2 separate regions of the Homo sapiens genome follow, and region 1 is linked to region 2. A link is an interaction called in ENCODE POLR2A ChIA-PET data of the cell type or tissue named here. Cell type or tissue: A673. All regions are shown on one strand. Links, peaks and the distances in the headings refer to the core of each region. The heading gives the core; the rest is flanking DNA.

The links. Peaks named below come from ENCODE experiments on the same cell type or tissue, not always from the same donor. Only the 100,000 strongest peaks of a DNase experiment are listed, where the experiment ranks them.
Region 1: POLR2A ChIA-PET joins it to region 2 with 7 read pairs; 1 of 35 experiments calls an interaction of 5 or more read pairs at or near these places.

The regions. Positions count from the first base shown.
Region 1 is chr4:127,040,884-127,050,526 of GRCh38, forward strand. No RefSeq gene overlaps it. Among named protein-coding and RNA genes, the nearest start is that of INTU, 590 kb to the right of the region's middle. In A673, for the core only: no CTCF peak of the experiment used is centred there; a DNase peak (open chromatin) is centred at 4,598; H3K27ac peaks cover 771 bases.
Region 2 is chr4:127,535,800-127,545,442 of GRCh38, forward strand. No RefSeq gene overlaps it. Among named protein-coding and RNA genes, the nearest start is that of INTU, 92 kb to the right of the region's middle. In A673, for the core only: a CTCF peak has its summit at 3,184 (motif pointing left); a DNase peak (open chromatin) is centred at 3,192.

The sequences.
Region 1 (9,643 bases), core at 1,194-9,193, 490 kb before region 2:
AACTAGGCATAAAAGGAGTATATCTCAAAATAATAAGATCTATTTATGACAAAACTACAGCCCAACATTATACTGAATGGGCAAAAACTGGAAGCATTCCCCTTGAGATCTGGAACAAGACAAGGAAGCTCATTCTCAACACTCCTATTTGACATAACACTGAAAGTCCTTACCACAGCACTCAATCAAGAAAAAGAAATAAAATGTATATGAATAGGAAAAGAATTCAAAGTATCTCTCTTTACTGGTGATATGATTCTATACTTAGGAAACCCTAAAAATTCCACCAAAAGGCTCACAGAACTATTATACAACTTCAGTAAAGTTTCAGAATACAAAAACGATGTATAAAAATTAGTAGCAGTTCTATACACCAATAATGTTCAAGCTGAGAGCCGAATCAAGAACACAATCCCATTTACAATAGCCACAATAAAATTCCTAGAAAGACAGCTAACCAATGAGGTGAAAGATCTCTACAAGGAGAAATACGGAACACTGCTGAAAGAAATCATAAATGACACAAACAAGTGGAAAAATATTCCATGCTCATGGGTTGGAAAAATCATGGCCATACTGTCCAAAGCAATCTATAGATTCAACACTATTCCTATTAAGCCACTAATGCCATTTTTTTACTAGAATAAAACTATTCTAAAATTTATATGCAACCAAAAAAGAGGCTGAATGGACAAAGCAATCCTAAACAAAAACAACAAAGCCAGAAGCATCACATTATCCACCTTCAAATCATACTATAAGGCTACAGTAACCAAAACAGCATGGTACTGGTAGAGAAACAGACACATAGACCAATGGAACAGAATAGAGAACTCAGAAATAAAGCCACACACCTATGTCCATCTGATCTTTGACACAGTCAACAAAAACAAGCAATGAGGAAAGGACTCCCTATTCTAATAAACAGTGCCAAGATAGCTACCTAACTATATGTAGAAGAATGAAACTGGACCCTTATCTTTCATCATATACAAAAATTAACTCAAGATGAATTAAAGATTTAAATGTAAGACCTCAAAATATAAGACTCATTGAAGAAAACCTAGGAAACACCATCCCAGTCATTGGCTTAGGAAAAGAGTTTGTGACTAAGTCCTCAAAAGCAATTGCAACAAAAACAAAAATTGGCAAGTGGGACCTGATTAGACTAAAGAATTTTTGCACAGCAAAAGAAACTCTCAACAGAGTAAAAGACAACCTATGGAATAGGAGAAAATATTACCAAACTATGCATCTGATAAAGATCTAATATTCAGAATATATAAGGACCTTAAATAATTGAACAATAAAAAAACCCATTTAAAAAATAGACAAAAGACATGAACAAGGTCTTCTCAAAAGACCTACAAGTGGCCAAGAAACATATGAAAAAATATTCAGCATCACTAATCATCAGAGAAACATAAATCAAAACCAAAATGTGATAGTATCCCACATTAGTCAGAATGGCTATTATTGAAAAGTTAAAAAAAAAATGCTGGTGAGGATGCAGAGGAAAGGGAATGCTTACACACAGTTGGTGGGAGTGTAAATTAGTTCAATCACTGCAGAATACAGTTGGGAGATTTCTAGAAAACTTAAAACAGAACTGCCATTCAACACAGTAATCCCAGTACTATATATATATCCAAAAGAAAATAAGTTATTCTACCAAAAAGAAACATGCACTTGTATGTTCATCACAGCACTATTCATTAAAGCAAGGATATGGAATCAACCTAGGTGACCGTCAATTGTGGATTGGACTAAAAAAAAAAATGTTGTACCTATACACCATGGAATACTATGCAGCCATTAAAAAAGAATGAAATCATTCTTTGAAGCAGCATGAATTCAGCTGGAACCCATTATCCTAAGTGAATTAACACAGGAACAGAAAACCAAATACCACATGTTCTCACTTATAAGTGGAAGCAGACAATGGGTACTCATAGACATAAAGATGGCAAAAATAGACAATGGGGACTATTGGGGGAAAGAGAAGGGAGAGAGGAAAGAGTTGAAAACTATTGGGTACTATTCTCAGTATCTAGGTGATGAGATCAATCATACCCCAAACCTCAGCACTGTGCAATATACTCAGGTATATTGCACATTTCTATAATAAAATGTGAAATTACTTTAAAAAATAAATTGAGCAAGAACCAGCAACTTGGAAGGAATAAAAAAATGTCACAAGCACCACAAAGAAGCAGTCAACAAAAAAAGTGAGAGTTACCAGATTTTAGCCAATGACTGATGCTTACAATGGTAGAAAGCTGGAGTGTGTGACTCAGGAACTAGAATTCCTTTCTAGTTCCCCGACTGTCTTTCAACACAGAGAGATGGCTGAATGCTCTTGTATAAAGGCACCTAAGTCATCCCAGCAAAAGATATCCCATTGTTAGGGCAGGAATATAAATTCTAAACCCCACCAGAGACTTTGCACTGCAGAAGCCCTCTTTTTATCAACAAGATTATAAATCGCAATTGGTTGGTTAATAAAAATAAAATAAAATAAATTGGTGATCCATAAATATGAGACATGTTTTCAACATTTTATTATAACTTGCAATGTCTAAATATGCATTTCATGACCAGATCTTTGATACAGTGTCAAAGGATTTCCTCTGAGTATAAGTCACTGATTATATTCCCATATATAATAGTGAGTTCCATACAAAATTGACAAATTTCAGCCATTTATGATTTTAAAAGATGGGAATTTCATAAAGTTCATTTGGACCTACAGAACAGCAATTTTTTATACCTTGCATCTAATTTAATTTTTGACACCTTGATTTTGTAGTCTTTATACCACAATAAAGTTACTTTTCTTAAAAAAAACTGACCTTAGGTTTTCCTTTAGAGGTTACCTGGTACTTCTGTCTCACAGCTCTTAAGATTCTTTCCCTGTCTTAACTTTGGATAACCTGATGACAATGTGCCCATGCAAAGATGTTTTTGCGGTGAATTTCCCAGGTGTTCTTGGTGCTTCTTGTATTTGGATGAAGAATACAAATAGACAATCTAAGGTCACACCTCAAGGAACTGGAGAAACAAGAACAAACCAAACCCAAATCAAGCAGAAGAAAGGAAATAACCAAGATCAGAAACAAACAAACAAACAAACAAAATACGAACGATAAATGAATCTGCTCCCCAAGGACTTTAACTGTGAATAAAACAACTGATTTTTTAAAAATAAGTACATAACATAAAAATTTACAGGAGAAAAGGTGCACAAGTGTATCAAAGAGGAGTCGGCTTGCAGGAAGCTTGCATGTTCTCTGGGCCATCAACAATATGTTTTACAGACAACACTGATTAATTGACAGTTCAGTTAGGAGATCAGTGAAGAGATCTCTTGCCAGACTTGGTCAATATTATCTCCAGCACTGAAGGAAATTGAGCCTGGGTGGCAAAGGTTTCCGTTTACAATTTATTTGGAGTAGGGAAGCTAAGGATTGGCAGTTTCACATGAATACAAAGGCCAAACAATGGAATCAATTAATTTGAATCTCTCATTCAATGAGTAACATCATCCACATGGTAATCTAGTTCACCAGTGAGGCATGTCCACAGTGTGAGAGGCAAACTCCTAAGTAGCCCGAGGATAGCCTATCTTGTGATGACATGAATCTCACCATAAACTGTGTGAGCAAAGAGTGTTTCCAATTTACTATATCTTTTACCTTTTTATTTTCCTTAGTTTTTCTTCTTATAAGTTAATTGAAAAGTATAAAGCATATATTAAGGTAGAAAACCATTATGATTCAAAAAAGTGAGAAACTTCAGGACACTTAGACATATATATTGTATTCACAAAGAAATGTACATAATTTTCATGATCGATCCAATTAGTTATGTGTGTACTAAGTTTTCTTAGTAAGAAGAAACCTGAGTTACGGCTGAGTTTTGCTATTTCCACAGAGTTCTAGGCCTAGCCCCATCTCCATGCTGTTTGAATAGATGGCACAACCCCAACAGAATATCTTGGCTGTCTATCTGAGAGGGCGAGGGGAATCTTAAGGCTGAAACCTCATCTCATGACAGACACTGTGCAATGAACAAATCAGTTCAATATATATTTTGCTGTAGGATCAAAGTTGGAAGTCACTGACTTCAAAATCCTCATATCAGTCCTTTCTGCTTTTGCCAGCAAGCAAATATATCCCTGGAGTCCAGCCCCTCAGGTGTGAGCACATTATAATATAAAAATCTGTCAAAATCTCTAGTTTTCTATATGAAAAAATAAACCCCAGAAGCCAAATAAATATCCCTATAGTGTTACATCATAACTTTGACTTTGGTACAGACTGTAGGCATTACCAGCAGTCTCTATTCCTACCAAATTAAAGTAGGAATCCTAAAGAAACCAGTTCACTTCCATGTATCTTTATTTAGTTGAACAAGACAGCCTACCTAAGCAAAATAATGAGACACATAAGAACTAGCATGTATTTTGAAAAGAAATTCCCCCAGGGTTCAGCTAATTACTATCTTAAAACAACTGCCTATATTCAGATGCCAATCGAAAGATTAAATCAGTGGCTATGACCATATTATTTGCCTCTTAACACTACAGACAATGTGTCTGCGGTTACTGTACTAACAGCAGGGTACCAAGCATCCTGTGGAGCATTCTGTACAGGATGATGCTTTGAGGGAACACAGCTGCTTTCAGGGGGAGAAAAACTGCAGATTTAAATTTCAGAATGTTTTCCTTTGGGTCATTTTGTACTTGTGAGCAGAAAGTTCACTCTCTTATGCTCTCCTTCAACACACACACACACACACACACACACACACACACACACTTCATACTGATGCAATCATTACCAACCATGATGAGTGTGGTTTCTGCAAGTCAGATGTTGTCTTGACTCATGACTAATTTAAATAACTGAAATAAATCCAGACAACCACTTTACACTATAAAGGGGAAAAAGAAAAAGCTTGTATATGTGTTTCTCCAGCATGCACAAGCAAAGTGTATGTATGGACTATGCACGGACCAGGTGAGAAACTTTTCTACATAGTAATCTTTAATGTTTATTTTACATCAAAATAAGAATAAGACTTTCTCATGTAGATAAAGGGAAGAAGGCATATGAACTGAGTGCATAGAAAGGCAAAAGAGCAATAAACAACTGGGGAACAGCACATCAGCTCCTCCAAAAGGCTATGGCTGTTGGAGCAGCCACATGCATTCTCATTCATCCTATATAATCCACAACATAGACAAGCAGCCCACAGGCACACCTGCACTTGGCATGGATCCTGGAAATGCCCACACCTACCTTTCACCAAAGCCAACCTGTCAGCCACAGCAGTTGAGAACACATTCTCAGAGGGAAGTTTTAAGGATTAAGTAATCTAAAGCACCAAACATTCTAAATATAGGCCATAACAAAATGGGACAGCTTTACCACATTCTGTGTATCCCCATTTGCAGTTCCCCAACAAAACCCTGCTCTGTCGTACCGTGATGCCTTTCTGCATCCCATTCCCACTGGGGGAGTGTTCCTCTTCATGCTTCTACCCAGACAGGTCCTGTCTTCCTTGTGTTACCTGCTGTGGTAAAACCATTCTTCGCTACTGCTCTTTAATCCTTGGGCAACCTAGACATACCATTTTTTATATTGCATTGTAATTTCTAATACTAATTTTTAATTTTTCTCTAGTCCTGCCCCCTCCACCCCCCAGATTATGAGGTGTTGAAGGACAGTGATATTTATTCTTTTTCTATCCCTGGTGATTAGTACAGTACCTGGCAGACAACAGATTCCCAGTAGATGTGTGACAGATGAATAATCTCTAGGCTTGTGTTGGTTGTTCTTTGTTTCTTTTTCTCTTATTGTGATTTCGGTAAACAAGTTTCTTACTTTATGAGGATGATATTTATTGATATATAAAACTTCATCTCCTTCTATTTCTGCTCCAACAAGGGTTGATTTGTGAGTGACCAGGTTCACTTCTCTGATGCACAGCTGGCAGAAACCTCTGAAATTCACCCCCCATCCCCCAACAAGGAGTGCCCTTGGAATCACTTTTTTGTACAGAATCAAATTTTGCTCTCACTTCTAATTCTTACCATCCATCTTGATGATGGGAGGGATTTGTAACCTTAATTTCACCATATATTACTTCAGAAAATACATCTCTTGTCTCAATGGTCCTAATATCCTTCCCAAAGAAGCATGAACACACACAAACACACACATACACACACACACACACACACACTCACACACACACACACACACACTCTTGCCCTTTGAGTTATTTAAAGAGTAACCAATATCAATAGCAATTCAGTCCCAGAACACAAGTTTGGCTTCATAAATTAGTCTCATAGTGACAAGGAGTCTTTTCCCTCTCAGGTGAGAAACCTGTTCCTTATAGCAAGAAAAGAAGTCCAGGGATTGTTTTCTTTATATTATATATTTTCCTGGCAGTTTTAAATATATTCCTTCTTTTAACTTTATAACACGTGCATTATTTTATCTTCATTCATCCACTTCACAATTTAATTTTAACAAATAACTAATAGAAAGAAACCGTGATTAAAAGGAATTCTAAACCAACTACCTGACCTACTGGCCTTCATTCATGTTTTCACAAGCACCACATTTACACTTGTTTTAAAATGTTCCAGCAATCTTAGTTCTAACTTTGACTATAATATATTACTATACTCACTTAGAGTGAACCTCCCTATCCAAATTAAATCTTCTTCTGAGTTTTGCAAAATCAGTAGTAAGATCTCACATAAAAGGCTTGCCAGAAAAATTCTCAGAATGTCTGGTGCTGAAGTTTGGAAACTGAAGAACACTGTACCCAACAAAAGGTAGGAAGGCAGAGCGAGAACCCAATGGCAGTGTAACAGGCAGAATAGAATCATGGTTCAGAGCACAGATCCCTAGAGCCAGACTGCCGAGATCCAAATTCTACAACTGCAGGCAAGTTACTTAACACTCAGGTTCCTTATCTATAAAATGGTCATAACAATATTACGTACTTCATATGGTTGTTTGTGAGGATTAAATGAGAGTACACATGCTTAAAATGTTTGGACTGGTAACAAGGTAAGCACTAAGTATTTACTATTAAAAATATTATTATTATCAATAATATTCTCACCAAATGTATCAAGCCTCTGAGTTAAAAATCATTTTAACTGAAATGCATTAGTTTACATTTCTGTGGTTGATGGCATCCCTGAAGAGTCAATTAATCAAAAGCAGGACATGTAGCTTGCTTTATCTTTAAGGCAAGCTGCCACGGGTTTTAAATTTAAAGGAAAAACAATCATGGATAGATGCATATCTAAAATAAACTTATCCTTCTTAGTTTCATAATTCTTAAATTACAGCTAGTCTATCTAACAAATACATATTATATGTCTGCTATTATATTAAGAGGTGTAGATAAAAAGAAATGCAGTATAATACATGATTACTTTTCTCAAAAAATTTTGGAGAAAACAGCTTATAGGCAAGAACTGGTACAATGCAAATTCTGAAGAAAGATCTGGAGGGAAAGACTCTAAGGATAATAGAATGGGCCTGAATTCATCTTTGAAAGGTAGAGAAAGTTTAAGTCAGAAAAGAAAAGGAGGAGGCCTCCCAGGCAGAGTGGATAGTTTAGGCAATAAGTAAGCATGCTGGGAGACATTCTCATTGGTTAGGAATGAGCGACCCAGTTAAATGAGACATTGAAGGGACTGGCGGTGTGAGTGCACACCCAGGCCCTGGGACTGAGGTTAGATTTTATGTGCCTCCATGTTTCTCTTCAAATTGGAAATGTGTTTTCACTGTATATGAAAGGGAAGGAGATGCTTTGATAGATGGCACTCTTAAAGAGATGTCAAGGCTTCATGGATCAACCTCAAATACCATCCAGTTCTCTTGATACCTTGTGCCCTGGTTTCTTTTCTTCCTTGATGTTAAATCACTATGGAAATTTGCATGAGAAGGGGATCTTTGTTTCTCAGAGTTCATCTGCTCCAGTAGCCATTTACTCCTCACTTCATTGTCACTCATCTCCTCAGCAAAGAGAGGGTGAGGACTCCAAGGAGAGAATAGCGGCAGGAGCAGACAAGCTCCTGAGGACCAGAGACTTTGTTGTCATGTAAATCAGCACAGAAATAAAAGGGAAGAGATGTACAGAGAATAGGCTTTAGAAGCAAATAAATAAAATGATTTCCATGGGGGCAACAGTAGCTCTTTAATATTTATCAGTGCCACTGAGTTCTTTTTGCAACAGTAATTCATCATCATAAAGCCCATTTCCACATAGCTTGTTGGGTATTGCAATCACAGTGAGGGTACTCCCGTAAGAAAACATTACTAATGGCTATCTTGGTTTCAAAATGCTAGACTCATGCTAATGGAGAAGATGACCAAAACAAAAGAGAATAGATGCAAACAGAAACATCACATTTTCACCAGGGAAACTTAAGTTGAGCTGTGGATCATAGGACTTTGAATCTTTAAAATGGAAACTTACTATCACACTAACCCTATACGTCATTGACTTATGGGAGTCCAAACACATATGGACAAAATGGTAAAGAATGAAATCTGATCCATTTTACCGGAATTCTTTTTGTAAAACATGAATTTCATTATATTGAAATGGGCAGCAAGGAAAAATACGTAACAGACTGTGAGAAAACGTTTGCTTATCTGTTTTCAAAGTGTTTAATGTGTTATGGTTGAGAAAAAAGAGTCTTAAAAAGTTGTTGTCAGCAGCAACTCATTTGACTGACAGATTCCTTAGCAAAAGCTAAAGGAGTGAGTAACCCTGGAAGCAATTCATGCATGCATGCAGCATCAGTTTTAAGGGAGCCCTGGGTAAATTTCACCCGATGAACTTCTTCTAGTGGTAAACAACTTCACCATTGTATAGTAAAAGAAACACTAAGGGAACCTTGAAACTACTGAGGCATCAAAGGAAGCTGAGCGGACAAGAGTGGAAGCTTGAAATTTATCCTGTGTAAGCCACCCTTTGCTTCAGAATCCAGCTCAACTTCCCCTGAGATAGACTCTAGACAATATGTAAAACAAAGGCCATTCTTACCTTTAGAGGCAGTGAAAAAGCAACGAGAGGAAATAAAAAACAAAGAGAGGTTTTTGTATTCTGTTATTTTGATTTGGGAGCTCCCTTACCCCCAGCCCCCAACCATTGTCCATCCTTGCACAGTGCCTGATGGCGTTCATTAGGGAGATATAGCTTAAAATGGGTGTGCCCTAACCAGTTGTCTCCCAGGGTAACCTTGAAGGCAAAGAACATAACTTAAGGAGGCATCTGTCAAGGAATTCTCAGCTACTGTAAATTTAAGCTGTGAGAGCCCAACAATTAGAGAATTGTAATTAAGAAAAAGTAGAGCAATGTCAGATTCATAAAGAACCTAGAATAATTTCTATATTACCTTGCTTTATACAGTTTCTTCCATTATTAGTTTAGACCTCATAATAAAAACGCAGTCACACATCTTTGTGCCACAATTCCAAAGGAACTATCTTCAAATTTGTTTCTTTCCCATGTTCTCTCGCTCAAGAATTGTTACCTTCATCAGCCCCTTCACCCACGCCAGAAACCCTGGGAATCATCCCTGAGTCTTTCCTCACACCCA
Region 2 (9,643 bases), core at 726-8,725:
AGAACAGTTGGTAAAGTTTGCTGTATAGATTTCTCTTGTGCCATCTCCAGGCTGATAAGGGTCTAAAGTCATCTCCACTGATCAAACTTTGTCATTCCTGGTAGAGAGGTAAAGAGGTACATCTTTGTATATTTATTTCCTGATTTTAGGCAAATAGGGAGAGGGCAGACAGCTTTTCTTGTTTGTGCTTCTTCTCAATTCCCTTCAGCTCAAGATAATCCTTATGCCAAAGTCGAATTCTGGGGGTAGCATATTCTCCTGCCCTTCACCACCAAGGTTTTCACAAGGAAAATCTCTGAAAGAAACAAAATAGGCAAATTAACAAGCAAACCCTAATTTGTTCTCCTCAAGTTTTATCTTCTACTTATGACTTTCTCACATTAATTCAGATGCTTCTATCATGGCATACACTAAGTAGACATTTGTACCCCTATTTTATTTCTGTGTGTTTGTTTCTTTAAAGCTTTCTTAATTTACTGCCTTTAATAAAAAAAATTGTTAAACATTGAATAATGTATAGATCATAGCTATAAACTCAGGATAGTTCTTAAAAAGCCTAGCCAACGGATTATCAAAACCAGTTGTTATGACTTGAACAGTTGTCCCCTCCAAACCTCATGTTGAAATATAATCCCTAATGTGGCAATGTTGAGGGGTGGGGCCTTTAAGAGGTAACTGGTTCATCAGGGCTTGGTCATCATGAATAGAATAATCCATTCATGGATTAATTAACTTTATAAGAAAAAGGAGAGAGACTTGAGCTAGCATGCTTAGCCCTCTCACCATGTGATACCCTACACTGCCTCAGGAATCTTCAGAGTCCCTACCAGCAAGAAGGCCCTCACCAGATGCAGCTCCTCAACATTGTACTTCTTAGCCTCCAAAGCTGTAAATAAATTCCTTTTGTTTATAAGTTACTCATTTTCAAGTATTCTGTTATAAGCAACAGAAAATAGACTGAGACACTAGTGTTTAAATTCTACCTTGGCTACTCACATAATGTTAGGTTGCCAACTATTTACTTCATCCTGTGAAGTAAATGTGTTCAATTTGATGAGTTTGAACATATGCAAATACCTATGATGTCATCCTACAATCAAGGTGATAGACAAATCTAACACCTCTCAAAGTTTCCTTATGTCTCTTTGTTTTCATTTTTGTTGTTTTTGTTTCTGAGGTAAGAACAATTAACGTGAGATCCACCCACTTAATACATTTTGAAGTGCCCAATACCATACTGTTAACTATAGGCACCATATTATACAACAGATCTCTAGAACTTATTTTCCCACATAACTGAAACTTTATATCAATTGAACTCTCCCTTTCCCTACCCCAGCCCCTGGCATCCACTATTGTACTCTCTGCTTTGATGAATTTGACTATTATAAATACCTCATATACGTGGAATCATGTCATATCTGTCTTTCTGTGTCTGGCTTATTTCACTTAGCATGTCCTCTAGGTTCATCCATGTTGTCACAGATGGCAGGATTTCCTTCTTGTTTTAGGGCTGAATTACCCCCCACTGTATATATAGACCACATTTTCTTTATCCATTAATTTGTCTGTGAACACTTGGGTTGTTTCCATATCTTGACTGTTGTGAATAGTGCTGCAATTAATTAACATGGAGGTGCAGATATCTCTGCAAGATCCACATTTTAATTCTTTTGGACATGTACTCAGAAGTAGGATTGCTAGATCATATGCCATTTTCATTTTTAATTTTTTGAGGAATCTTTATACTGTTTTCCATAGCTGCTGTGCCATTTTACATTCCTACCAACAGCGTAGAAGTGTTGTTTTGTTTTTTGTGAGGTTTTTTTGTTTGGATAATAGTCATCCTATTATATATGAGATGACATCTTTAATATTGTTAAAATGTCCACACTACCCAAAGCATTCTACAAATTCAATGCTGTCCCCATCAAAATCCCAATTTTTTAATGAGGTAGATAAAAGCAATTCTACAATTCATATGGAATCACAAAAGATCCAGAATAGCCAACACAATCCTGAGGGAAGAAGGGCAAAGCTGGAGGCATTAAACTTCCTGATTTTAAATTGTATGACAAATATGTACAGTAGTTAAAACAGTATGGAACTGGCATAAAGACAGATATACGTACCAATAGAACAAAATAGCCCAGAGATAATCCACACTAATACAGTCAATTATCTCCCACAAGGATTCCAAGAGTATTCAGTGGGGATAGAATAGACTCTTCAACAAATGGTGTTGGGAAAATTTGATATCCACATGCAAAAGAATGAAATTGGACTCTTATCTCACACCATACACAAAAATCAACTCAAAGTGGATTAAGGACTTAAACACAGCCTGAAACTGTAAAACTACTAAAAGAAAACGTAGGGAGAAAGCTTCTTGACATTGGACTTGGCAATGATTTCTTGGAAATGACCCCAAAAGCATAGGCAACAAAAACAAAAATAGACTAGTGAGACTACATCAAACTAAACAGCTTCTCCAAAGCAAAGGACACAATCAATAGAATGAAACCAACCTATGAATGAAGGCAACCTGTGGAATGGGAGAAAATATTTACAATCCATATATCTTTTAAGGGGTTAATCTCCAAAGTATATAAGGAGTTCCTACAACTCAATAGCAAAAAAACCAAATAACCCAATTAAAAAATGAGCAAAGGGGCCAGGCACGGTGGCTCACACCTGTAATCCCAGCACTTTGGGAGGCCGAGGTGGGCAGATCACCTGAAGTCAGCCTGGCCAACATGGTGAAATCTCGTCTCTACTAAAAAAAATTAAAATAAATAGCTGGGTGTGGTGGTGCGTGCATGTAATCCCAGCTACTCGGGAGACTGAGGCAGGAGAATCGCTTGAACCCAGGAGGCAGAGGTTGCACTGAGCTGAAATAGTGCCACTGCACACCAGTCTGGGCGACAGAGTGAGACTCCGTCTCAAAAAAAAAAAAAAAAAAAATGAACAAAGGACTTTTGAACAGACATTTCTCCCAAAACACACAGATGGCCAGTGGAAATATGAAAAGATGCTCAACATCATTAATTATTAGGAAAATGTGCCTTCATCTCTTATTCTGTATAATAAGAACAAAGGAACAATAATTCCTCCGTGAGGAAATTGAATAGAAACCTCAAACCTGGCTGGTTCAGGCATCTGACATTGCCCGACTTTGGCACACTCCTGCCCCCCGGTGGCAACTTTTAGACATATGAAGGCAGTGGCAAGGACGAAAACAAAACGTGAAAACTGTAAAGCAAAAACCATGAGATGCCTTCCTTGTAATGCACACTGGCTTTTTAATTGTTCATTTTCATGCCTCCTCAGGGCATTTTTTTCACTCCTACTGTATCAATAGTCCGAAGCAAACTATACAGGAAATTTCAGGAGTCATCCAATTACCCTAGAAAAATGATAGTACATTTGTTTTCATTTTTATTTTTTCTTCTTCTCTATTTTACAAGGATTTGTGGAGAATATCTATGGTTTTGTGACATTAATGTGTCCTTTTTTCTAAGTTGTGATAAAATACACCATAACGTAGAATTTACCATCTTAACCATTTTTAAGAGCATATTTTAATGGCATTAAGTATATTCACATCATTGTGCTACTTTAAAGAAAAGATCACGTTTTTCTAATTTAAAAAATAATTATGATTATTGTAAATAGTTCAGAAGGATATTAAAAACAGAAGCAAAAAACTACTCCAAATTTTGCCACCAGAAAAAAAATTATTTTTTATTTTGTTGAACAATGTTCATGAATATCTAACCCAAACATTAGCTAAAGTCCTTGCACCTGTAAAAATCAAGTATATTTTGGCTCTGACCCTAAATGCTCTGCTTCTCCACCTCCATTCTGCGTTTCACCAGCTCTGCATAGAGACCCAGCTGGCCACTGCCCTGTCACTTCACTATGAAGAAGAGTATTTCCTAATGAATGTTGTCTGGTAGCATAAGCAGCTAATGCTTAAGACAGCAGTGTGGGCAGCAGAGAAAAGCAGTCTATGGAAAATTCCATCTTATACATCCTGTCCTTCAAAAATTTCCTAAGCCTTTTCTACTCCAAGGAAATTTTCACTGTATTATATCTTCCACTTACTCCCTGCTGCTGGGCAACCCCCTTCCAACTTCTCTGGCTGGCATCTAGTCCCAAAATTCCTTTTAGTTTCTTATGAAGAAGAATTCTATCCCTTCCCCACCCATCACAACTATGCTAAAAGGAGCCATATCTTCATAACCAAGCACACCTATCTAGCACAATCATTTCAGAGAATTCTGAGGCCATCATTTAAAGAAACAATTAGTTCTCTCACTATATATGCGTAGAATTAGTTCTCTCTCTATGTATGCATAGAATTAGTTCTTGCTTTACATATGCATAGAATTTTTTATTTAAAAAAGCATCAAACTATCAGGGCTGCCACACTGTAAAATTCTTGAAGCACTGTTCACATCCCAGTTGTCACAAATGACAGGACTTCCACTAGGATGTGAATGGGACCCACTGAGGTTATGCATCTCTGAGTCTGTATGAAGAGATCTCTAATACTACACTTGTTACTTTATAACTCCACTGTATCATGGATATTTTTCCCTGTCACTAAATATGGCTATGTATCATTTCTTTAGTAGCAGTTGTAGGAGACCAGAATATGCCATTCAAAATATGACAGTAGAAGACCAGAATGTGCCACCCCAAAATATACCTTTTTAGCATAAAGATTATTTTGAGCTGATTATTCTGAGAAATAGCAGACACACACAGGAGAAGTTCTGAAAACAGAGTAGAGGTTACCCTTTCGTAAGGGAAATTTACATTTAAAAAAGAAATCTCCATTTGTAGAGGTGTCTCCCTCTCTGTACCAGTAAAGGAAGTAAAATCACAGTAAAATCTTAAGAAGGGAGAGGGCCCTCATTTAAATCTGCATAACAAACCTTTCCTTTTTTTGAGACAGGGTCTGGCTGTCACTTAAGCTGGTCTCAAACTCCTAGGCTCAAGTGACCCTCCCACCTTGGCCTGTCAAAGTGCTAGAATTACACGTATGAGCCACCGTGGCTAACTTCTTTTTTACCATACTTTTCCTGGTCACCTCCCCATAACTGGGCCTCCTCCAGATCCTCTTGTATTTAGCTAAAGATGGTAGTTCAGCTTGCATTCTAAGTCATCTCTCTCCCTGGGTATGTCCCATGTAAACATGAGTTGCACAGGTAATACACATGAGGACATTGTTAATAAACTTCTATTTGTTTTCTCTTGTTAATCTGTCTTTTGTTACAGGACGTCCAAGCCAGGAATTTAGGACAGACAGAAAATTATGTTTTGCTCCTTCACACTGTGAAGTATTCCATACTATATAATGTCCCATTGTCTGTAACCAACATATCTAACTAACTCCTTACAATAGGTAATTAGGTTATTTCCAATTTCTCATTATTATAAGCAGTGCTATTACTAGCTCCTCAAATATATGCCTTTGTGAAGATACCAGATTATAACCTTAGAATACATTTGTAGATATAAAATAAAGGATATACACATTATACATTTTGCCACATACTCCCAACTGCTCTCTTAAGAAGTGCCAGATTTTACTACACAGAGTCCTTTTCCTGTACTCGATTTCCAACGTAGACATTATTATATTTTTCTCCTTTTTCAATAAAATGGGCAAAAAAATGACATCTTGATAAATGTGTGTTTTCTGTGGTTACAAGCAAAGTGGAACCTCTGTTTTATATATTTATTGGCCATTTGCACTTCTCCATTTGTAAATAACACCTTTATCTTTTGGTCCATTTTTCTATTGGCGGGTTTATCTTTTTCTTGTCAATTTGCAAGAGCTATTTAAAAATTAGCAACATACTTAAACAATTGTTGGTTTTTATTTTACGTTTTGGAAATTGCCTTTATCTCAAGGGCTGCCCACTGTTAAAGCTAGACCATGAGACTAAAACTTACTCTTTCAGTGAACTGGTGAATAGGAAGAAGAAACAAAAATCAAATTCCTGACTTGGAGTTCCAAAATAGGCACTTGATATTGTTACTGGTGGAAGATATCTGAATTACTAGTAGCAAATCCCTACAGGTATGCAGTAACCTCAGTTCTTACCTCCTCAGAAGAAAGGATTCAACTGAGGGACATAAGGCAGAAAAAGAGACCAAGGCAAGTTTCAGAGCAGGAGTAGAAGTTTATTTTAAAAGGCTTCAGAACAGGAAAGAAAGGAAAGTATGCTTTCAAGAGACTCCAATAGACACTGCAGACTACTGTTGGGGAGAGAGGGAGGTGGACAAGGGTTGAAAAACTACCTGTTGGGTATTATGCTCACTACCTCTGTGACAGGTTCAGTCATACCCTAAACCTCAGCATCACACAATATACCTTGGTAACAAACCTGCGCATGTACCCCCCGATTCTAAAATAAAAGTTGAAAAAGAAAATAAAAGGAGCCTAAGACACTCCCTCAAGTTTTGTATAGCTAAAGGAATAGCTGAGGCCAGGCACGGTGGTTCACGCCTGTAATCCCAGCACTTTGGGAGGCTGAGGCAGGCGGATCACGAGGTCAAGAGATCGAGACCATCCTGGCCAACATGGTGAAACCCCATCTCTACTAAAAATACAAAAATTAGCTGGGCATCGTGGCACACACCTGTAGTCCCAGCTACTTGGGAGGCTGAGGCAGGAGAATCACTGGAACCTGGGAGGCGGAGGTTGCAGTGAGCCGAGATTGCGCCGCTGCACTCCAGCCTGGTGACAGAGTGAGACTCCGTCTAAGAAAAGAAAAAGAAAAAGGAAATAGCTGAGAGAGTTTCAGCAGACGAGATGCCATATTAGGTCAGAAATGTGCCTTCACCAGATAGGATATTGATTATATAAGCCACATGTCATGGCAGAAGCAAAAATATCAGAGGCAAAAACGTGAACAGCAGCTGCAGTGAGGATAGAGGCTATAAAGCAAAGTACATATTATCAGACCCCAGCAGATGACAACTGGACCAGTTTCCTCCTTCTACCAATGCCAAGGCACCATGTTAACCACCTGGAATACAACTGCCATTTAGGGAGAGGGGGCACAAGAAGGGAGGTATATAGATTAGACAAAAAAGTTATCAGTATCAAAATGGAGTCACTGATGTGAAGCCCTAATAAAAGGGAGCTGGAGGCCATGAAAAAGGGGTCCTCATACATGCATATCTATGCTGGGAACTCTGCAAGGAATTCCTTAAAACTGCAGTATTCCATATGAGCTGCGTGCCCAAAGACACTTGCCTAACAATGTCTCTGCCAATGAGTTAATGCCAACTATTGCAACAAGCTCCAATAGTCTTGTTCCAAAACAGCTTCTGTGGACTTCACCTTTCTGTCCTTAAAAGCTTTCCCCTACCCCACCTCCCTTGGATGCACCTATGATCCATCATAGCATGCATATCCTGGATTGCAATCTCCTGCTACTCTGGAATAAACTCTTTGCTCTGGAAGATCAGTCTCTCTGTTGCTCACTTTAGGTTGACCCAGAAAACGCTGAACCCTGAGAAATCACTACATCTAACTAAGTTTACTGGGAAATGACTAGATTAAATGTTTCATTGCCAAAGAAGAAAATTAAAATTTGTGCTAATATTGAATTTTAAATAGAGAAAGTTATACTTTTAAACACTAAAGTTTCAAAAATAAAATTATTTCCTGGTCCATATTAGTATATATGTTGCCAATATTTTTACTATACTGTAATTTACCTTTTAACCTTTTGGGGGTTTTGTTGATGGTGTTTTTTGTTTGGTTGGTTTTTGCCTTACAGTGCATGTTTGACTGTATTCCTTTATGCTTTCTGGATTGGGTATGATGCTTTGAAAGGTTTCCTTTGTTCCCAAATCATAAAAATATCCAACTATATTTTCTTCACTATTCTTAAGGCTTCAATTTTTGTAAGTAACACTTTGTTCTTGCACTATTGAATATAGATGCATCAATCTATAATTTGATGCATCTAAATTCATTTAAGTACAGAGATAAAAAAAAGAAATCTGGCTTTTTTTCCAAGTGATCATCAGCTTTCCTAACATAATTCATTAGTTTTATCTTTTCCTTAGTAGAATTAATAACCTCTTCATCATAAATTATATTTCTTTATATATAAAGAATTCAGTCTTTATCTGAAACCTGCTTTATCCCATATAGCTACATATTTTAACTGTTAAAGATTCATAACATATTTTAATAAGTGATACCTTCATTAAAATTTATTTTAAGAAATTTCCTGGATATTTTCACGTATTTCTTATTTCAGATAAAATTTAGTTTTTCAAGATTCCCCAAAATATATCTCAAGCTTTGTATTCAATGAAATTATATATTATTTTTACACTATTGAGTATTTCTATTCAAAATGTTACTAATTAATGATATGGACAGGAGACAGGGAAATACTGGGTAGAAGAGGGCAGTTCCCCAGCAAAGGCCCCACCCTCAAGCCTGGAAAACCGCAGCCTTAAATGGAAACAGGCATTCCTGTTTTTGTGCCCAAATGTTGCCTTTTGGCCCATTATCCCCACCCCCCATCCTACACCCATATAAACCCCAAACCCCAGGCTCCATAAGTATATGAGCAGAAGAGCAGAGGAACAGAAGAGTGGCACCACAGAGAAGGAGAGAAGAAAAGGAGTGTCTGAATGTCAAGAAGAGTTCGGCTGGGGACGGTCAGAGAGGAGATTGGCTGTGGGACAACTGAACTCCGGGGGAAGATCATCTTCCCACTCCATCCCCTTTCCAGCTCCACATCCATACTGCTGAGGGCCACCTCCATCCAGCAATAAAATCCCCCACATTTACCATTCTTCAATTTGTCTATGTGAATTGATTCTTCCTGGACACCAGACAAGATGGCACAGAGCTGGTAACACTTAAGCCATCTGCAGACAGCAAAGCTAAAAGAACACTGTAGCATGCCTACTGGGGCTTCAAGAGCTACAGGCACATACCCCTAGACACTACCGTGGGGCTGGAGCCCAAAAACACTTGCCCCAGCTCCTGACCCTGCCTGTCTGCCTGCTCCCCATCCTGTAAGGGGTTTGAGAGCACAGAAGCTGAACGGACGAGCCACACTCCTGTCATACATCCTGCAAGGGGGATCAGGGAACTCTCCCATTTCATTACCATATGGAAATTAATAGCTTTCATATGTATAATCAGTAATCAGTTAGAGGATATAAGAATAGAGAAAAGGTGGCCAGGCACAGTGGCTCATGCCTGTAATCCCAGCACTTTGGGAGGTCGAGGTGGGTGGATCACTTGAACCCAGGATTTTGAGATCAGCCTGGCCAACATGGTGAAACCTCATCTCTACTAAAAATACAAAAATTAGCCTGGTGTGGTGGCAGACGCCTGTAATCCCAGCTACTCAGGAGGCTGAGGCAGGAGAATCACTTAAACCCATGAGGCGGAGGTTGCAGTGAGCCAATGTCATGCCACTGCATTCCAGCCTGGGCAACAGAGCAAGACTCTCTCAAAAAAATAAAGAGAAAAGCTCATTTATAATACCAACCAAGAAGTTAATATACTTGGGGAAATTTACTGAGAAATATGCAAAACCTACATTAGAAAAACTTTAAAACACTTCTGAAGATATAAAATATAGCT